Linked DNA regions of Homo sapiens: region 1 is linked to region 2. Evidence: read pairs that join two places in POLR2A ChIA-PET (ENCODE). Cell type or tissue: HepG2. All regions are shown on one strand. Each heading gives the region's core, and the rest is flanking DNA. Links, peaks and the distances in the headings are about the cores only.

Region 1 (5,071 bases), core at 717-4,716, 200 kb before region 2:
CAAGGGCTACATGAGGAAAACTACAAAACTCTGATGAGCAAAATCAAAGAACTAAATAAATGGAGAGATATTCCATTATAATTGACAGGAAGACTCAAAATTGTCAAGATGTCAGTTCTTCCCTACTTGGTCTCCAGATTCAATTCAATCCCAATCAAAATTCTAGCAAGTCATTTTGTGGATATAGACAAACTGATTCTAAAGTTTACATAGAGAGGCAAAAGACTCAGAATAGCTAACACAATATTGAAGGAGAAGAACAAAGCTGCAAGACTGATGCAACCCAACCTCAAGAGTTATTATAACACTACTATAAATAAGAGAGTATGGCATTGGTGAAATAATAAATAAATCAATGCAACAGTGGAGGGCCCAAAAGTATATAAATATAGTACATAAATATAGTCAACTGATCCTTGACAAAGGAGCAAAGACAATACAGTGGAGAAATAATATTCTTTTCAACAAATGGTATTGAAACAAATGAACATCCACACGCAAAACAATGAATCTAGGCATAGACCTTATACCGTTCACAAAAATTAACTCTAAATGGCTCACAGGCCTAAATGTAAAATAAAACTCCTGGAAGAAAACACAAGAGAAAATCTGTATGACCTTGAGTATAGTGATATCTTTTTAGACACAACACCAAAGGCAAGAGCTATGAAAGAAATAATTGACAAGATGGACTTTACTAAAATTAAAATTTTCTGCTCTGCAAAAGACAACGTCAAGGGAATGAAAAAACAAGCCACAGACATGGAGAACATAGTTGCAAAACACACATCTGATAAAGGACTATTATTCAAAATACACAAAGAACTCCTTAAACTCAACAGTAAGAAAATAACCTGTTTAAAAAAATGGACCAAAGAACCTCACCAAAGAAGACATATGAATGGCAAAATAAGCATATGAAAAGATTTCCGCATAATGTCATCAGGGAGATGCAAATTAAAACAACAGTGGCCAGGTGAGGTGGCTCACACTTGTAATCCCAGCACTCACTTTGGGAGGCCAAGGCAGGCAAATTACTTGAGCCCAGAGCTCGAGACCAACCTGGGCAACATGGAGAAACCCAATCTCTATAAAACATACAAAAACTAGCCAGACATGGTGGCTCATGTCTGTAATCCCAGCTACTTGGGAGGCTTACTTAGGAGGATCACTTGAGCTCAGGAAGTGGAGGTTGCAGTGAGTGGAGATTGTGCCACTGTAATCTAGCGTGGACAACAGAGCAAGACCCTCTCTCAAAAATAAATAAATAGATAAATAAAACAAAATATTAGATTGAAGCAAAAGTAATTGCGGTTTTGCCATTAAAAGTAATCTCAACACTTTGAGAGGCCGAGGTGGGCTTGAGCCCAGGAGTTCGAGACCAGCCTGAGCAACATGGCAAAACCCCATCTCTACTAAATATATAAAAAATTAGCTGGGCTTGGTGGTGTGCACCCGTAGTCCCAGCTATTCAGGAGGCTGAGGTGGGAGAATCACCTTAGCCTGGGAAGTTGAGGCTGCAGGGAGCCATGATTGCACAGTCCAGCCCGGGCAGCAACAGGAGTGAGACGCTACCTTTAAAAAAAAAAAAAAAAAAAAAAAGACGGGGGAGAGGAAGGGAGGGGAGGGCAGGGGAGGGGGGGAGAGGGAAGGAGGAAGGGAGGATGGATGGACAGACAGACAGATGATTATACACCTAAAGGAAAGAAAGAAAGACTACTACACACCTAAAAGAATGGCCAAAATCCAGAACATGGACAAGTACTCAAATGCTGGGTGGATGTGGAGCAACAGGAACTCTCACACATTGCTGGTAGAAATGCAAACTGGTACAGCCACTTTGGAAAACAGCTGGCCATTTCTTACAAAACTAAACATACTCGTACATATGATTCAGCAATGTGACTCCTTCGTATTCACCCAAAAGACCTGAAAACTATGTCCATACAAAAACTTGCACACAGATGTCTGTAACAGCTTTATTCTTAATAGCCAAAACTTGGAAGTAAAACAGATATTTTTCCATATGTGAATGAATAAACTGTGGTACATCCCAACAATGGAGTATTACTGAGCACTAAAAAGAAATGATAGGCCAGGCGTGGTGGCTCATGCCTGTAATCCCAGCACTTTGGGAGGCCGGGGCGGGTGGATCACCTGAGGTCAGACATTAGAGACCAGCCTGGCCAACATGGTAAAACCCCACTCTACTAAAAATACAAAAACCAGCAGGGCGTGGTGGTGCACACCTGTAATCCCAGCTACTCAGGAGGCTTAGGCAAGAGAATTGCTTTAATCGCTTGAACCCCGGAGGTGGAGGTTGCAGTGAGCTGAGATCATGCCACTGCACTCCAGCCTGGGCAACAGAGCGAGACTGTGTCTCAAAAAAAAAAAAAAAAAAAAAAAAAAAGATAAAATAGATTTAGAGGTTCAACAAAAAAGTCTGAACATTTAAAAATTAAAAAAAAAAAAGAAAGAAAAAGAAAAAGAAATGAGCTATCAAGCCATGAAAAGACATGGAGGAAATTTAAACACATATCACTGAGTGATGGAAGTCAATCTGAAAAGGCTACATACTATATGATTCCAACAATATGATATTCTGGAAAAGTCAAAACTATGAAGACAACAGCACAAAGATTAGTGGTTGCCAGGGGTTGAGGGGAGGATGACTAGGCAAAGTACAAAAATTTTTAAGGCACTGAAAACTGTATGATACTGTAATGGCATATATTGATGTATCATTGATTATGATAAAATGTGTACATCATTATATATTGTCCAAACCCTTAGAATATACAACATCAAGAATAAATGTTAATTGCAAACTATGGACTTCGGGTGATTATATGTCAATGTAGGTTCATCAGTTGTAAAAAATGTACCACTCTGGTGGGGTTAATAATGGGGGAGGCTATGCATGTGTGGGTACAGGAGGTATGTTGGAAACTCTTTACAGTCCTCTCAATTTTGCTGTGAACTTAAAACTGCTCTGAAAAAATACTTTAAACACACACCCAAACATACATCACCCAACACAGATTCAGCAACTTAAATCTTTGGCTAGGAAAGGATTCCCATCCATTGTTTAAAACAGGGAAGGAAACGCTGGTAAAACCATATATATTCATTAGAACTTCTTAAAACTTACTAAGGCTATCTGACACCTACTATATGGCTTATAATTTTGTGATTTTTCTTTTTTTTCTTTTCTTTTTTTTTTTGAGATGGACTCTCCCTCTCTGTCACCAGGCTGGAGTGCAGTGGTGAGATCTCAGTTCACTGCAACCTCTGCCTCCCGGGTTCAAGCAATTCTCCTGCCTCAGTCTCCCGAGTAGCTGGGATTACAGGCACGCACCACCACGCCCGGCTAATTTTTATATTTTTAGTAGAGACGGGGTTTCACCATGTTGGCCAGGATGGTCTCGATCTCTTGACCTCGTGATCTGCCCGCCTCGGCCTCCCAAAGTGCTGGGATTACAGGCGTGAGCCACCACGCCCAGCCTATTTTGTGATTTTCTTCTTTGCCATAACTATCAAAGATTATGTGAAACCAGAATATGTGACTTTTCCAACCAAGTCTGATGCTTGTCTCCTAAATAAAAATAGTCACCATTCTAAAAAATTTGAATTGGATCCTCCCTAACGCCTACAAATCTACTTTGTGCCAAGAATCAGGCGGAACAGATGGATGATTAATATCTCCTTTGTACCAATTTCAGAGAGTATAAATTGACTACAAAAAGGAACTTTATAAGTCACCAATTCTGAGTGAATGAGTATAATCTGTTTCTTTCAATGTACATTCTTATGTTTAATGTAATTAATATGACTTCAGAAGAGATAAGGAAGAGTTTCCCTGGGTTCATTCTAAACCAAAATTCACAAGGTTGACCAAAGTATACATAAGAATAAATCAATCTTCATTGCCAGGCAACAGGAGGGAAAATATTCTAGAAAGAAGAAACTTATGTACTTGCATCTTGGAGACTATAAAATATATGAGTTCATGGCTGGCTACAAGAACTTCACAATCATCCACAGCACTCTAAGACTGTAAAATTTAAAAACATTACAAAAGATATTCAATGGTTCTATTCATCTAATATTCTTTTGGTAGTCTATATTCTCCCATAATAAATTTTTCAAAAATATTCATTGTTTAATTATAGCATTAATGGAAAGAGAAAACTTAGGACAACCATGATGGAAAAATCCTTCATGATGACATGAACCAAGCAAAATCTCCTGTGTTTAGATCTATTGTTTTCAAAAAAAACTCCTTTATAGTTTTCTTAAACACCTACCTCTTGTAGAACTGGGATAACAGGTGGCTTTCTCTGCTGCAGAAAGTACAGCACCATAAGGATATATGCATATGAAGATAAACTTCCCCTGGAAGCATCCCCAATGTCACATCGCTAAAAAACAACATGATTGAAAACAAAACTTCAGAGTCTTACTCCATGCAGAAGTATATTAAACATTCTGCCACATCATTTTTTTTAACCCACAGAACTGGGTTAAACTGAGTTAAAAACAAACTGCACCGTCTATAATCCCAACACTCTGGGAGGTTGAGGTGAAAGAAAAGCTTCAGCCCAGGAAGTCAAGACCAGCCTGGGTAATGCAGTGAGACCCCATCTTACAAACAAACAAACAAACAAAAAACTACTATACATGACGTGGGGAAACAGGTACTCTCACACACTGCAGGTGAGAGTATAAATTAATACAAACACTATGAAGAATATTTGACAATATCACAATTACAAAAGCACATTTTCTTTGAACCAGCAATCCTATTCTAAGAATGTACCCTGCAAACATGCCAAAACATATGTGAAATGACTAAGAAGGTTTTTTTAATTGCAGCACTATTTTAATAGCAAAAAATCAGAAATAGTTTTAGGTTCATCAATAAAGTGCAGGCGCAGGTTTAAAATAATTAACGACTATTCACATAATGGAATGGTATGCAACCATTAAAAAAAGAACGAAGTCCCCTGATGGTCTCGTGGTTAGGATAAACATCTTTTTTAATAAATAAAAAACAAAGAACAAGGGGCTA
Region 2 (5,071 bases), core at 525-4,524:
AGACTCTAAAGCCTATGATTGCACTGTCCCTTGGGTTCCTTAGCTCTGAGTATGGAGGCAAGGGTGGGGTGGGGAGTGCCTTGGCAAGAGCAGAGTGTAAATGGAAAAGCAGTTTCTGAAATAGGCTTCTTTCCCTGCCCAGGCATTCTGTACTCTGTCCCATCACCGTCACACCCATCCCATCCCCAAACTTGGGATGGCAATGAAGACCATAACTTTCTTATTCTGGTACTTTGTGAGGAACTGGCTAGATCAGAAAAGTGAGTTCCTACTGTTGAGCTGGGCACTGTGCTAAGGACTTCAAACACATCATCCCCTTTAACCTGCTCAACTACTCTGCCTGGTGATTATTATCAACTCCCATTTTGCAGATGAGGTCAGTGAGGTGAGTGTAGAGGTGATATCTAGGTACATTTAATAAGATACTAAAACATTGGGGGGAAAATTAAGGAGTCCAATTCTTATCCTTTTCTGAAAGTTGTTGGTGAAGAGGTCATTAGTCAGCCATTCTCATCAACTAGAACTCAAAAGCTCCTAGAAATAAAGTCTGATGCTCTCACTGTATAGATGGGGCAGCTGAGGCCCAGAGAGAGGCAGTCATGTGCCTAAGGTCACCCAGCCAATTGGTGGCCAAGCCTTTGCCTCCCAGCCAGAGACCTTTCCCTGCAGCAGCTGCCCCTATACTGCAGAATGACTTTCATCAGCCCCTCCCACCTTCCACAGAAGGCTCAGTCATGTCACCCCAGAGCCCACTGCTTTTTAATTAACCATACTTGAGAGGTAACGCCGAGGAACCAAACATGCTTCAGTCAGTGATGAGTTTGTTTTGACTCCTCCAAGCAGGGGGAAAACCTGAGAACTCCTTTCCAAGCTGGTCACCACAGGCTAGGCCCATGTTCAGGGTTGAGAACCCCAGGTAATGGGGGACTGGCCACGGAGGTCCTTGGAGAAAGGAGGGAAGGCACAGCGCTGGGCAGAGATGCCAGAAAACCTAGTTCTAATCTTGGCCTTGCTGCTGTCAGTGTGTGGCCTTAAGCAAGTCATTTTTCTCTCGGCCTCAATTTACTCTAAAATGTGTACCCTCATAGCTACTAAGAAAGTTGTTGCAAAAACTAGAAATGATGCTTACTGGTATTTAATTAGTCTCAAACACATAGTAGGCTTTTAACAATTAGTGGCTGTCATTTTCATTATTATTAGGCGCTTCAATTTTTACATGTTGGCAATCTCAAACATACCATTTTCTTTTTTTTAAAACCCTTTTTTTTTTTTTTTTTTTGAGACAGAATCTCCCTCTGTTACCCAGGCTGGAGTGCAGTGGTGTGATCTTGGCTCACTGCAACCTTCGCCTCCCGGGTTCAAGCAATTCTCCTGCCTCAGCCTCTCATGTAGCTGAGGCTACAGGCACCTGCCACCACACCCGGCTAATTTTTGTATTTTTAATAGAAACGGGGTTTCACTGTGTTAGCCAGGCTGGTCTTGAACTCCTGACCCCAGGTGATCCACCCGTCTCAGCCTCCCAAAGTGCTGGAATTACAGGCATGAGCCACCACGCCTGGCCTAACCTTTTTTTTTTTTTTAACAGCTTCCCACATAAGCCAAAAATGTAATGTAATTGCTAAAAAAAAAAGTGAGTGGAACCTCAGGTCACATTAACAGAGTATAAGGTCTGGAAGCAAAGGAGTGATGATCTATATTAACTTTCAGTTGGATAGAACTCACCAGCCATCACATCTCAGAAATAACTTTTTATCGTCTACTCTGTAGGTTCCCAACTTTGGTTTCCAATTTCCTGAGGGTCCCCAAACATAGCAGTGGGGATTCTTGAGCAATCTCCAATATTGCAAAGGTTTTTTGTTTTTTGTTTTTTTTGAGACGGAGTCTCGCTCTGTTGCCCAGGCTAGAGTGCAGTGGTGTGATCTCTGCTCACTGCAACCTGCGCCTCCCAGGTTCAAGCAATTCTCTGCCTCAGCCTCCCAAGTAGCTGGGATTACAGGCCCCTGCCATCACGCCTGGCTAATATTTGTATTTTTAGTAGAGACGGGGTTTCACCATCTTGGCCAGAGGCTGGTCTTGAACTCCTGACCTCGTGATCCACCCGCCTCAGCCTCCCAAAGTGCTGGGATTGCAGGTGTGAGCCACTGTGCCCGGCCCAACAATTTTTGTTTTCTTTTTTTTTGAGATGGAGTCTCACCCTCTTGCCCAGGCTGGAGTGCAATGTTGCCATCTCGGCTCACTGCACCCTCTGCCTCCCAGGTCCAAGCAGTTCTCCTGCCTCAGCTGGCTACAATATTGCAAAGGTTTTACAGGGACCAAGTTTCTTCTCTTTGAGCTAGAATTATATCAGTTCCAGGGGGTAATTAACATAGGTGCTCTCCTGCTGATCAGAGCTCTTTGATTAATACAGAATGGAAAAAATTAGTACTTAATAAATGCAGTCTATTATGTAGACAGAATCCTTCAGAACTTGGAGTTCAAAGGGAAAGAAGTAGAAAAATTAGGCCAGTTGTATTTTCTACACCATTTTATGAAGTAGTAACAGATCTAGAGAGGTGAAGGGTTTGGCACAAAGTAGCACAATGATTTAATATCAGAATGAGGACTTGAGCCAAGGTCTTGTAACTCCTGGAAGCCCAAGGGATTCCCCAGAGCCCTGGCTGGCCAGTTGCTCAGAGCCCCATAATGTGAGATGGACTTTGACCAATCAGATGATCAGAGGCAGGTGACTACTTCAGATCTGGGAACCAGGTCATGTGAGGATTAGGTAAAGAGCTGGGGATAGTTGGCCTTGAACAGAGGAGACTCTGGGCTCACAGCCTAGGGCCTCAGATCTCTGCAAGGTTGTTCTGGGACAAGAGGATCAGACATTTTTATGAGAATCGAGAGAACAGAGCTGAAATCAGTGGGGAAAGCCATAGGGAGATGGATGTTGAGTCAATAAAGGTAGAACTTATTTAGAGTATACCTGAAATACTGCAAAAAGAACTCCATCACTCTGGGCCATATTTCACTCACAAATTCGTAATCCTTTACAAATTTGTTTTGTTTTTTAACAAACAAGTTTTTTTGTTTTGTTAAATTGTTTTGTTTTGTTTTTTAAAAAAGCACCTCTATCCATGGAAGGTAATCAGGAAAAGGCTAAATATGGGATTCAGCTAAGGGGATTCTTGTATTGAAGAGAAGGTTGAAGTAAATCCCTGTACAAGTTGGAATGCCTTAAAATGAAAGCTTAAATAACAAAGAATCCCAAGGAGTCTATAAAACGTGCACAAAATAACCTGTTAGAACAAAGTGTGTTTGGGCCGGGCGCAGTGGCTCACACCTGTAATCCCAGCACTTTGGGAGGCCCAGGAGGGTGGATCATGAGGTCAGGAGATTGAAACCATCCTGGCTAACACGGTGAAACCCCATCTCTACTAAAAATACAACAAAATTAGCCGGGCTTGGTGGCGGGCACCTGTAATCCCAGCTACTCGGGAGGCTGAGGCAGGAGAATGGCATGAACCCTGGAGGGAGAGCTTGAAGTGAACAGAGATCGCGCCACTGCACTCCAGCCTGGGTGACAGAGTGAGACTCTGTCTCAAAAAAAAAAAAAAAAAAAAAAAAAAAAAAAAAGAACTAAGTTTGTTTAGCAAGGTCACAGTAAAGTCAAAACCAAACATCAATTGTATTTATATATACTACTAACAAAAAATTAGAAACCCAAACTAAAAACACAATAATACCATTTACAGTTACTCTAAAATAAATGAAATACTTAGGTAAAATTTAACAAAACATGTACAGGTTCTGTATGTTAAAAACTACAAAATCCCTCCACTTTGGGAGGCCAAGACTGGAGGATCGCTTGAGCCCAGGAGTTCGAGATCATTCTGGGCAACATGACAAGACTCCTGTCTCTACAAAAAAAAAAAAAAAAAAAAAAAAAAAAGCAGGGTATGGTGGCATGTGCCTGTAGTCCCAGCTACTGGGAGGCTGAGATGGGAGGATTGCTTTAGCCCAGGAGGCGGAGGCTGCCATGAGCCCAGATCACACCACTGCACTCTAGTCTGGGTGACAGAGCAAGACTCTGTCTCAAAAAAAAGAAAACTACAAAATGCTTAGCCGGGCATGATGGCATGTGGCTGAGGTGGGAGGATCCCTTGAGCCCAAGAGTTCAAGGCTCACTTGTAAGCTATGATCATGTCACTATACTCCAACCTGGCAACAGAGGGAGACCCCTGTCTCTAAAAATAACCAACCAAACAAAAAAAAAACTACAAAATGCTGATGAAGGAAATCAAAGAAGACCTAAAATGGAGAAATACACTATGTTCATGAATTGCAAAACTCAACATAGTAAACATAAAAATTGCAACCCGCCCTTTTTTTTTGAGACAGGGCCTTGCTCTGTTACCCAGGCTGGAGTACAATGGCACAATCTAGCCTCAACTTCCTGGGCTCAAGTGACCCTCCCACCTCAGCCTCCCAAGGAGCTCAATGGAAAAGAATTCACAGAAAATTAGGCCAGTCGTATTTTCTGTTCCATTTTATGAAGTAGTAACCGAGATCCAGAGAAGAGAAGGGTTTGGCACAAAGTAGCACAACGTTTAATACCAGAATGAGGACTTGAGCCAAGGTCTTGTAACTTCTGGAAGGCTTGGCTGGCAGCTGCTCAGACCCCCACAATTGGAGAGGGATCACCACACCCTGTTAATTTTTTATTTTTGTAGAGATGGGTTCTTGCTATGTTGCCCAGGCTGGTTTTGAACTCCTGGGCTCAAGCAATTCTCCCTTCTTGGCCTCTCAAAGTGTGGGGATTACAAGTGTGAGCCACTGTGCCTGGCCAAAATGGCAGTTTTATAGATAGATAGATAGATAGATAGATAGATAGATAGACAGATAGATAGATAGATAGATAAGCTAATTCTCAAATTTATATATAGAGAGACAAAGGAACTAGAATAGCTAAAGTAATACTGAAAAAGAATAATGAAGTTGGAGGAAATCACACTACTCAATTTTAAGACTTATTGTATAGCAACAATAATAAACAGTAAGGAGGATAGTGTGGTATTGGAGGAGGGACAGA

Evidence for each region. Peaks named below come from ENCODE experiments on the same cell type or tissue, not always from the same donor. Only the 100,000 strongest peaks of a DNase experiment are listed, where the experiment ranks them.
Region 1: POLR2A ChIA-PET joins it to region 2 with 7 read pairs; 8 of 35 experiments call an interaction of 5 or more read pairs at or near these places.

Annotation. Positions count from the first base shown.
Region 1 is chr1:52,454,029-52,459,099 of GRCh38, forward strand. TUT4 (terminal uridylyl transferase 4) reads right to left here. Exons shown (of 30, transcript NM_001009881.3): 20 at 4,308-4,421. Among named protein-coding and RNA genes, the nearest start is that of PRPF38A, 52 kb to the left of the region's middle. In HepG2, for the core only: no CTCF peak of the experiment used is centred there; no DNase peak of the experiment used is centred there.
Region 2 is chr1:52,649,384-52,654,454 of GRCh38, forward strand. All of the region lies in intron 2 of SHISAL2A (shisa like 2A), which reads left to right. Among named protein-coding and RNA genes, the nearest start is that of SHISAL2A, 19 kb to the left of the region's middle. RefSeq lists a silencer at 2,614-2,908 and an enhancer at 2,614-2,908. In HepG2, for the core only: no CTCF peak of the experiment used is centred there; DNase peaks (open chromatin) are centred at 2,748 and 4,158.